Regions from separate parts of the Homo sapiens genome. Here region 2 is linked to region 1. The links are chromatin loops, found by intact Hi-C in ENCODE. Cell type or tissue: transverse colon. All regions are shown on one strand. Each heading gives the region's core, and the rest is flanking DNA. Links, peaks and the distances in the headings are about the cores only.

Evidence for each region. A loop is a pair of places that touch in the nucleus more often than their neighbours do. Peaks named below come from ENCODE experiments on the same cell type or tissue, not always from the same donor. Only the 100,000 strongest peaks of a DNase experiment are listed, where the experiment ranks them.
Region 2: a loop joins it to region 1, with 11 times the contacts of the local background. A loop is called at or near these places in 2 of 110 quality-filtered maps.

Annotation. Positions count from the first base shown.
Region 1 is chr16:7,246,246-7,251,622 of GRCh38, forward strand. The region is part of intron 4 of RBFOX1 (RNA binding fox-1 homolog 1); the gene reads left to right. Among named protein-coding and RNA genes, the nearest start is that of LINC02152, 1.0 Mb to the right of the region's middle. RefSeq lists a silencer at 410-610. In transverse colon, for the core only: no CTCF peak of the experiment used is centred there; no DNase peak of the experiment used is centred there.
Region 2 is chr16:7,301,950-7,307,326 of GRCh38, forward strand. The region is part of intron 4 of RBFOX1 (RNA binding fox-1 homolog 1); the gene reads left to right. LOC124903640 (a long non-coding RNA gene) reads right to left here and starts at 2,731. Exons shown (of 2, transcript XR_007064971.1): 1 at 2,532-2,731; 2 at 1-676. In transverse colon, for the core only: no CTCF peak of the experiment used is centred there; no DNase peak of the experiment used is centred there; H3K4me3 peaks cover 1,710 bases; H3K27me3 peaks cover 3,026 bases.

The DNA of each region.
Region 1 (5,377 bases), core at 126-5,125:
CACAGCCACCACCCTAATCCAATGCAATCCAATTGCCTCTCACCTGGGCAGCTCCAGCAGCACCCTCCCTGGATTCCCTGTCTCCGTCCTTGCTCCCTGGCATCCCCCACAGCAAAGCAGCCATGGAGATTGTTCTGAAGTGATAACCCGAATGTTTTCCTCTTGAATGTGTGATTTTTTTAGTGGCCTCCTGTTGAAAGCAGAATTAAATCAAACTCGTTGTTTTGCTTTCAGGCTCTGCATTATCTGGCCTCTCTCCAGTCTCTCCCTTATAACTGTACCAAACCATGGTGGCATCCTTCCTTTTCCACAAACGCCAAGCTTATTATGAACCTAGGGCTTTTTGTTGTTGCACATCTATTTATTGTCAGACTGTATGGTCACCTCCTTTTTTTTTTTTTTTTTTTTTTTACTGAGTTTGAATGCAATTATTCCTTCCCTTTCCTCCTTGGTAAAACAGAACTCTTGGAGTTTTGTTGTGCTGACTGCGGTGGTATCAGCACCAAGGACAGCGCCTACGTAGCACATCCAGAGGCTTATTAAATATCAGGTTCAACGACTGGCTGACTGACTGATCAAAGAGAGCTACAGCATAAAGGCTTCAGAGTCAAAGTTGAACTCCAGTTCTGCCATCCACGAGACAGGAAAGTTATACAACCTCCCTAAACCTCAATTTTCCCATTTTACGACAGGGATGAGAACAGTGTCTCCCACATTAGGATACCCTATGTATTCTTTTCCTATTGGTCCCCAGCAATCACAAATCTAATTGGCAGGTAACAGTGAGCACTTGTTTAGTGCATGTGTCTGTAGTACAATGGGGTCCTTGATTTAGGCTGCACTCAGTCATGTGTCTGCAGGTCAGCTGGCCCTCAAGTGAGGAGGCTCAGCTTTGGAGGGAACTCTGGTCCCTGTGTCTCAAGTCCTCTGCTGGAGAATAGTAGCTAGTCAGAAATGTTCTCTTGGTGAAGGAGAAGTGCAAGAGAAACTTCTATTGTGCAAACGCCTTCAAGCCTTTAACCGCATCACACTCGCTGCCGGTTAACATTCCTTAACCAAAGCAAGTCTCACAGACACACCCGCAGTGGAGGGGACACTCACAGCCAACGGGTAGGAAAGTACACTCTGCCCATGGAGGTGGAGAAGGAGCAAATACTCCTCTATGGTGATCTACCACACACTAAGAGTTGTGCAAGATAATGAGTGTTAAGTTCCTGGTATGTGATAGGCACTCAGTAAATGTTAGCTAAAGTTGAGAATTACTAATTTTTCTGTAAGACCCTGTGCCTGCCACAATAATATGAAAGTAATGAATAGTTTTATGTTAACAAAAGCTAAAAGCCCCCAGGTCATCCTTAAATGAATGTATATCCTGATTCAGGAATGCCGTGATTTTAAGAATACATTAGTGACTGCTTGTCATTTACACATCTCTTAATTTAGCTGAAATGGAATACGGGAAACATAGCCTCTTTAAATCCAGGTTAAGTACATTTCCATTGCAGGGAGCAAGGTCGGTGCTGTTCATCTAGGTATTTTAAAATGTGGTTCCAAACACTGCATGTTCTCACTTATAAGTGGGGGCTAAATGATGAGGACTCATGGACCCATAGAGGGGAACAACACACACTGGGGCCTATCAGAGGGTGGAGGGTGGGAGTAGGGAGAGGATCAGGAAAAATAACTAATGAGTACTAGGCTTAATACCTGGGTGATGAAAAAATCTGTAAGACAAACTCCCATGACACAAGTTTACCCAAATAACAAACCTGCACATGTACCTCTGAACCTAAAATAAAAGTTAACCTTAAAAAAATAGAATATGGTTCTGGAAGGAAGAATAACCGCTGATTTTAGGAAGAACTGTGAATGAAGGCAAAGACTTCAGAGGGAGATGGCTCTCAGTTTTGAGCCTTGGTTTCTTTATCAGTTAGGGATATTACCAGCTCTCTGATAGGGTCCCTGTGATGTTTAGAAAAGGGTCTACAAACCATTAACACAGTGAGTGGCACATGAACGGCTTTGCAAATTCTTGCTGCCTTTCCTACCTACTGCTCACTCCCTTCCTTGTTCATAAAGGACCGTGCTGTTGGCCATTTTGTCGTCAGCTCTTCTAGTAGGATGCCCTATGTGGGTATCAGAATACATTTGTGCAGAATCTTCTAGCTGAGTCCCTTCATATCTTTCCAGTCATTTGGGGGAAAAGGTAGGATCTGAATGAACAGAGACTTTCACGCTTACACTTGCTGGCTTAGCTGAATTAGGGGTAGCATTACTTAATTTCACCCATCACAGATGGTTTTACCTGTCATCTCAGCCATGAGCCACCTTCCTTCCAGAACTAGGCATTTCTTCTTTATGGTGAGTGAACTTAGTTTTTGACCTTCCTTTTTATAAAACACTAATAGTTGCTTATAGGAAATTCAAGTACTGCAGATAAGCACCAAGAAAATTAGAGTTGCATGTTATTCATCATCCAGAGATAATGTGAATTAGCATTATCATTAATTGATTTTTCTGTATGTCTAGGCAGAGATATATCAGGGAAAATGCTATTTATAACAGTTGCCTTTTTGAGTAATCATTTAGCTGTCATCTATTTGTAATCTGTATGTATATCCTACCTATATACATAACAAGGCAAATGTTGCTATGTATAGCCAACAGCCATCGCCCAAGAAAGGCGGGTAGCACCATCTTGTTCTAGGAGAGGTCCCTTTGTCTGTGGAATCCCAGATAGGTTTGATTTTGCAAGACTGAGAGTGGGAGCCAGGGAATACAGCACTGCTCTGCATAATAGAGGGAGGGAAAAGTAGTGTTCCAGGAATAGGACTGATAGGAGAGGGAGGGGAAGAGAGAAATGGGAGAGGGAAAGGAAGGAATCAATGCTGAAAGGAACAGAAAGCTGGGGGTTAGGTGGTATCACCACCAACCTTCAGCTAAGTTGACTACATTTTTAAATGTTTTTGCAAGGGTGGGTTTGTTTCCATTCCCCTCTTTTTTCCCTTCTCTTCATTGTCTTTTTCTTTCCTTCTTTTCTTTCTATTGGATGAACCCTGAAAGTGGTGCAATAGAGAATAAATAAGATAGGAGGAGCCTGGAGGACAATAAGAACAAAATCTACCTGAGAATTTGCAGGAACCTGGGGACATCACTAGACTTCCAAGGGCCATAGAAATTGGAGCTTTATACCAATTTTACTTACATCACCAAGGAGAAAGCATTTTTCCAGCTATCTGAATTCTCTGTCTTTCTCTCTGACTTCCCACATTGTATATCAACTGTTTATATGTTTTGTAGTTTTTTAATATAGCTATATATTATGAAAATTTCCTTCTTCATAGGCTTCTTTCTTTAAAAAAAAAAAGAGCCTGTAAGAATAATGAAAGGGCTGAAGAATAAAATCATTGAATGGGTACCAGATTTATTTTTATGTATTTTTTATTTTTGGCACAGTCCCAATTGCTGAGCTTTTTCTTGTGCTATCTCTGATTTTCCACCATAACAAACCGACAGTGATGAGCAACATTGTGTCTATATCTTAAGCACACCCAGGACTTTCTGGAGTCAGTTCCTACAAGTGGAAATACTTGAATAAAGGTTATACAAATGTTTAAGCCTTTTGATACACATTGTTAAATGATCTCTTCAGAAAGGTTAAACCAATTTACACTCTCAACAGTAGTGTTTAAGAGACTCTTTCTCTAAATCTCCTTTAATAATGAAGAGAAGCATTATAAAATCCTTTCCAATTGCCATTTTTATAAAAAATAGAACCTATTTGTTTTGCACGTATTTGGTAACTCTAAGAATCCCTCCCCCTTTTTTTCCCATAGGGTTTTGAACCAGTTGTGTTTCCTCTGGGAAAATCTGCTTCTTCATGTCTTTCAAGCCTTTTATTGATTTTCGAGAGAAGTATCTTTATGTTTTGTTTTTAAAATTCAAATGTGGTGTTTCTAAATGGTATGTGAAGCATGATTTCACTTAGTAGACATTTGTGGATTAGCCATTAGGTGAAAAATAACACTGAAGAGTAAAACAAATGCTTTTTTTGCTGTTCCTGGGAGCGTGGGATGCTTATATTAATTGTTTACTGGTGACCATGGATGCTGACACAATGATTAAATGCTTTAAAGCCAGCTTAATGATATAAAGCCATTTCTTCATTTGTGTCTTCTAAGTGAAATCCTTCCTAAGTGAACCACAAGAGTTTCCTGCTTCATCGCCTCAGCTGCAGCCTCAGCTGCTGTGATTACACTTACCTTGTCTCTGCTTTAGTTAGTTTTTATCCCCTCCCTCCAAGAAAGTAAACTACCTGAAGGCAAAGACTAAGAGTATATACCCCAGGGACGGGGATCATAACTATGTACACAGCAGACACTGAGCAAGCATTTAGAGGAGTGCATTTTACCATTAGACTCTTGAAGGACGTCATACTGAATTTTCAGAATTTTTTATGTACCCAGGGCATTTTATGTGAACGTATTTACCAGGGAGGGTCATGCTGTGTATGACCTTTATGTCATTCTACCAAAGAATCAGGCACCAAGACAGCTGCAGTTTCTCTGGCTACTCTGTTTCCTTCTTTTAGGGAACTTAGGACACTGGGTGATTCTTTAAAAAAATAATAACGAATTAACTTTTTGAATTGACAAAGATGGTATACATTTATCATGTACAACATGACGTTTTGAAATATGTATATATTGTGGAATGGCGAAGTCAGGCTAATTAATACGTGTATTATCTGATATACATTTTTGTAGTGAAAACACTTAAAATCTACTCTTCCAGTGATTTTCAAGAACATGATACATGTCATTAACTATAGTCACCATGTTAAACAAAAGATTTCTTGAAACTATTCCTCCTATCTAACTGAAATTTTGTATCCATTCACCAACATCTCCCCAACCCTCACCAACCCCAATCCCACCCCAGCCCCTGGTAAGCAAACTTCTATTCCCTACTTCTATGAGTTCAACTATTTCAGATTCTACATGTAAGTGAAATCACGCAGTATTTGTTCTTCTGTGTGTGGCTTATTTCACTCAACATGACATCCTCCAGGTTCATCCACAGTGTTGCAGTTGACAAGAATTTATCTCTTTTTAGGGCTGAATGACATTCCATTGTAGATACAGAGCATACTTCTGTCCGTTTTTTTTTTTTTTTTCTGTGGGGGATGGAGTTTTGTTCTTGTTGCCCAGGCTGGAGTGCAGTGGCGCGGTCTTGGCTCACTGCAACCTCTGCCTCGTGGGTTCAAGTGATTTTCCTGCCTCAGACTCCCAAGTAGCTGGGATTACACGTGTCTCCCCTCGCCGCCATCAAGCCCAGCTAATTTTTGTATTTTTAGTGGAGACGAAGTTTCACCATG
Region 2 (5,377 bases), core at 170-5,169, 56 kb after region 1:
AAAGAGGGAATTCTTATATTATTTGTTAATCAAAGCTTGTCCCATGAATGTGACCTCTGATGCAACGTACAGCAAACGTTTTTCAAACTAACCACTGCCAGCACCCCCCAATAAAAGCAGTACAGAATAGCAGCCTCTACTTTCCCACTCCCCTGGATGAACTTCTGCCTAGGGCTAAAGGGTTAAACATGCTACTGTGTCCCTGATAAATTGATGGGATGTGTGAGCCCCAGAGAGGTTGGAGGCACTGGTTTTGCAAGATGAAAAGTGGAAAGAAACAGCGGGTTGGGGCCTAGTGTTAGGCAGAGTGAAGACTTCATAGTTATTTCAAACAGAACGACAACAAAAAATAGAGCCGTGGGATAATTAGTTTTCTTTTCTTCAGAAAGCATTTTGATTAGCCTGCAAAGTGAGTTGTGCCTTGCGAGCTGATGGCTGGGTTCAGAGCCTTCATTTGGCTGAGGATGTCGGGGTGAGCCCTGAGGAGGAGGGGATATTTGGGATGTCCCTGGTGGCCAGTTCCAGGGTTCTGCCCCAAATATTCTTTTGTGAGAGAGCCCCCATCCCCTCTCAGGTACGGTTCCGTCCTGCAGGTCAGTGAGAAGCTGTCAGCAAGGTTTCTTTCAGGAAGCCCAACAATCAAAAAAGCTGCTGTTTAGACAGCTGATCTCTTGGTCTGAAAACAAAAAAAAAAAAAAAGAAAATCCAATCACTGGGTCAAAATCTATATTAAAAAAATATGGCTACTCTTCCTGATCACGATTTTATTGCTGCCAAGAATGCAAGAATGTGCTTTTTTTTTTTTTTCCTGTCAGGACCAAGGACGAGTTAGAGTCTTAATATTTTCTTTCGATTTGCAGATCACATCCTATTTTATTGCATAAAGACTAATGAAATCTACTAATGAATAATTATTACTTCATAAAATAAAGGGGAGGGGAGACCCGTTTGCAAGAGCAGAATGTTAATTTGGCCAAGGAGGGCTGGACAGGCAAGAATAAAAAAAATAAATAAATAAACCATTGTAATTTGCTCCCTGCAGCCGACGGAGTAATCTCTTATCAGACACGGACTTCCCTACCCTGTGCATTTATAATTTGAGAGGAGCGGGTGTTCTGGGCTGGGAGAAGCCCCCTTCCAGTCGCCCCGAGCTGGCACGTTAGTCCAACAGGCTTGATTTCCACGCCAGCCTGGGCGGTTGCTCTCATTGAACAGCTCAGGGGCTGGTTCGCTGGCTCGGGGCTGCCTGCCCAACCAAGGCGAGGCACAGAGCGAAAGCTGCGCCCCAAACGCCCGGGGGTGCATCGGCGCTTCGGTGCTCTGCTGGGGGGCGCAGAAACCTCCTCCCCTCCCTCAGCCCAAGCTCCCTCCTGCCCCCAGCCCCTAACGTCTCAGCACTCCACCTCCTGAGGAGGGGAAATCCCTTTTCTGTGTTTATTTGGCAAGGAATCCGGCAAACGCACCGCCACCAACATCTACCACTGTGGGTCCCAGCTGGGCCATCGCGCTAATTGTCCAGCTCGCCTGATGCCGGGCGCGCGGGGCGCTCGCTCGCCTGCTCACCGGCAGAGGGTTTTAGCAGACCGAATTTAAATTTTGGTGAGTGTTTTTTTGAAACAAACAAAAAAAATAAATAATTTTTAAAAAAAGCGAAGGGGAGGGAAGGAAAAAAAGGAAAAAAAATCTTTCCCCTGGACCCATTTGACAAATGAGGAGACAGACAGCATCAGAACCAACGGAGTGAGCTTCAGTGTGAGTCAAAACCTCTCTTCCTCTCTTTCAATCTCTCTCTCTCTTTACCCTCCCTCTCGCTCTCTCTCTCTCTCTCTCTCTGTCTCTCCCCTCCCTCTCTCTTCCTCTCTCCCTCTCTACCTCCGTCCCACCCCTTCCTCCTCTCCCTCCCTCCCTCCCTCTCGCTATCCTTGCCCCCCTCCCATTCAGCCTCTTCGGGAGGGCAGCGCATCCCCTGCCCCTTCCAGAGAAGTTCCCTCTGCCGGTTCTCGTGTCACCTTCACAGGGGTATGGGGTGGGGGGCCCCTTCCACTTTCCGGGGGATCAAAAAGCAGGCCCAACAACCCAGAAAAGCCAGACGACCGCGCGAAGGGAACCAACTAGTTTCCAGGTCCCCGCAAGTGTTTTAGTTGGAGGCAGAGGAACGCCGGGATCTAGCACATCCCCAGGCGGGGAGAGCCAGGGAGGAGGGACCGGCGGGGTGCGGTGGGGGGAGGGAGGAGGAAAGAGGGGGAGAGAGACAGAGAGAGAGACAGAGAGAGAGAGAGAGAGAGAGAGAGAGAGAGACAGCGCGAGCCACCGGTCATTGACTTAGATAACCAGCAAAATTAAAAAAGAAAAAAAAAAATTGTAGCGCCCAGGCAGAGAGCAACGTGATTGCATTCAAGCGTCCCCACTCGGGCTCGGCGGGCGCCAGAGAGACATGATGCAGCATCCTCTGACGGGGGCCACCTGCGTGGCGCTCCCCAACGTGGGCATGTGTCCCCAGCTTTCGTGTGCCTTGACTTTTATGTACTTACAGCAGGTAAGGCGCGCGTCTGCCCTCGGTGGCTGCTTTCCTGGGGCTGGGCCAGATGGGTCCCCGCGCGTACTGGGCTGCGCTTCGGTGCCTTATGTAGGTTCTGAGGAGGGGGCTCCCGCGTTGCGATGGAAAGGGTGGATGGAAGCCTCCTGCTCTCTGTGGAGCCCGGGCACCTCGCGCTGAGATGTTTCTGCACCTGTCCGAATACTTTAAAACCGCCTGATGCCCAGCCTGGGCACCGGAAGTTTGAAATGGAAAACTGCCTTTTCCTTGCTACCATCTTCCTTGTGTCAGTGCCTTTCGTGGTGATCTGAGTCTAAGACCCCTTTGATGCTAAGAGTTTGAATCTTTGTGGAGGCATTCCGGTGCCTGTAGTGTTAATTCAGCTGATTTAATAGAGAGTGGAAAGGAGAAGTGTGTGGTGTGTGGTGTGGTGTGTGTGTGTGTGTGTGTGTGTGTGTGTGTGTGTGTGTGTGTTTTCCTAAGTTTGTGTGGTGCTATATTCGGTCCGCATGGGATCGCAGCATTTGAATTTCTGGAGTGTGTCAGCCCCAGTCTGCCTTCAAACTCACTGGCAATGCTGTGAAGAAGGTGAGCTGTTTAGGATGTTGTCTTTGTTGGCATGTGTTAGGGTGTTTGTGTGTGTGTGCGTGTGTGGGTTTTTTTTTCCCTTTCACTTCTCCTTAGTGGTCTTGCTGAGGGAGTCTGTGTTTGCTTTATTTTCCATTCATTGTGCACATTTCAGTCTTTTGACACCTTACTCTCTGTCTTTCTCAGGGTGTTTCCTTGGGACCCTCTCTGCTCTGTCATTCTTTCTTTATTGGAAGGGTTGCTTCCTGAGTTGGTTCCTGGGCTTGGGAAATAGCTCAGCACTGCCCTTGTAGGGTGACAGGCCAGCTCTCTGTCATTGGGCAGGGGCAGTGGATGTGAACTGAAGGGCTAGAAGGGGTTTTGTCATGCAGATGAAAATCCTTTCTCCCTCCCAGGATCTCCATCCTATTCTATGAAGGTTTACAGTGATTATACTCATTTTATCTGTTTTTCCACGGACTCACTTCAAGAGTACCATTTGTTAACATGAGTGTGTGAACAGAACTTCCTATGCAAGAGTTGAGAGTGGCCCTCTTCCCCAAGACCCTCAATTTCAACCTGTGTTAAAGGAATGTATATTTTTATAAAATGTCAGGATTCTGTTTTGAACATTTGGGTGATTTTCTATCAAGTTGGTTGACTCCAGAAAATATTTCTTAGGTGTATTTTCTGTTGCATGTCTTTTTGAGAACAGTCTTAAAAAAATCTTGGGAACCAATTTGTTCTTTTAAATATTATTTTATTACGTTCATTATTGAGTAAATCGTGCCAGAAGACATTTCCCAAGAGAGTATTGATAACATATTATATGCTTCATCTTCCACAATTTCTGTGCCTTTGCTGTGGGTGTGTGTGTAAATGTGTATGTGCATGTGCGTTTTATACCAGTTATTTCCACCGGAAGAAAATTCTAATGAGCATTTCTATAGATGCTAAGCCTCAGTTGGATTTATCAAATTATTACTGAGTTGATCTTTTGCCTTTTACATTTACTTCTTTCATGTTATTTATTAATCAATTTGAATATCATTTACCTAGCAAGTAGAATGCTATAGGTACTCAATGTTCTCCGTTCCTTTGTGTGGTGGTGTTTGTGTTTTTTTCAAAAATACATCCATGTTTCTGCCTTCTAGATTTTTAAATTGGCTTACTCATTTGGGCACAACTTAGGAGAGAAGATAGTGACTTTGAGTGAGAGGTTATTCTTGCCATGAGAAGAACAAACATATAAGATAAACACAAAGGTTCTCAGCATCTTCCAGGCAGTCTCTCCCACGAGGAAAAACACCCCTGCTCTGGAAAGGGGAGGCTTGAAGAAAACATTGGCAGCCACAACAAATATTTAGAAGTGACTAAATCAGCATCATGGTTCCATATGAAGATAGATGGAGGGTGGATTTTGAAATGTGCTTTGGAATGCATCTCCCCCTCCCCTGAAAGGACTTGCACTGCTATCTGTGAAAGTGTTTATAATGTGATACTATGACATAATGTGGGAATGGTGTGCGTGTGTGTGTGTGTGTGTGTGTGTATTTTCTCTGAGCTTCACTGAATACCTGAAGTATAATAAAGGCAGTCATTTATTTTTGCCTGTTTCATTCAGAATTAGGTTTTCTAGCCCTTCCTGGAAGCTCACCGCTAGGGTGTAAGTGATATACCTGGAGTCATCTGTCCTGGCCATTACTGTCGTGATAGTTCGTTTAAAAGTCTCAAGTCACTTATTTTATTTAGCATTCCAGACAATCGGCTGATTAAGAGTGTGAAATAGTTTAATCTCCACATACATAAATCATATCGATAAGTAATATCTTGTACCCAGACACCACTACTATATTTTTTATCTGCCTTTAATCTGTAGCTATTATTGGATCTCTAGCTAATTTTGGTGAACAGAAGGGTAATCTTTGATCTCAAAGTAAATTGATCAAGTGGACGAATCAGGCAACATTTATGATAAGTAACACCTTCACTGAAAACAATTTTATTTTATAATTGTTTAGAAATAAACATAATTCAGAAGTCTTTGTCATTGAGATCACCAATTACATAAGAAAGTAATCAACCCACATTGATCTTATTTTGGAGCATTTATCATTTTGTTTTATAAATCCACAAACTCTGACCACCGGCCATCGAGTCTTCCCTGAAGTATATTTTTCTGGAATGCAGTTTCATATGGTTATTTCTTATCCAATAACTAAGGAAAATGACTTCATTAAATGCTTTCTTTGTCTCAGCATGAACATCCAACCT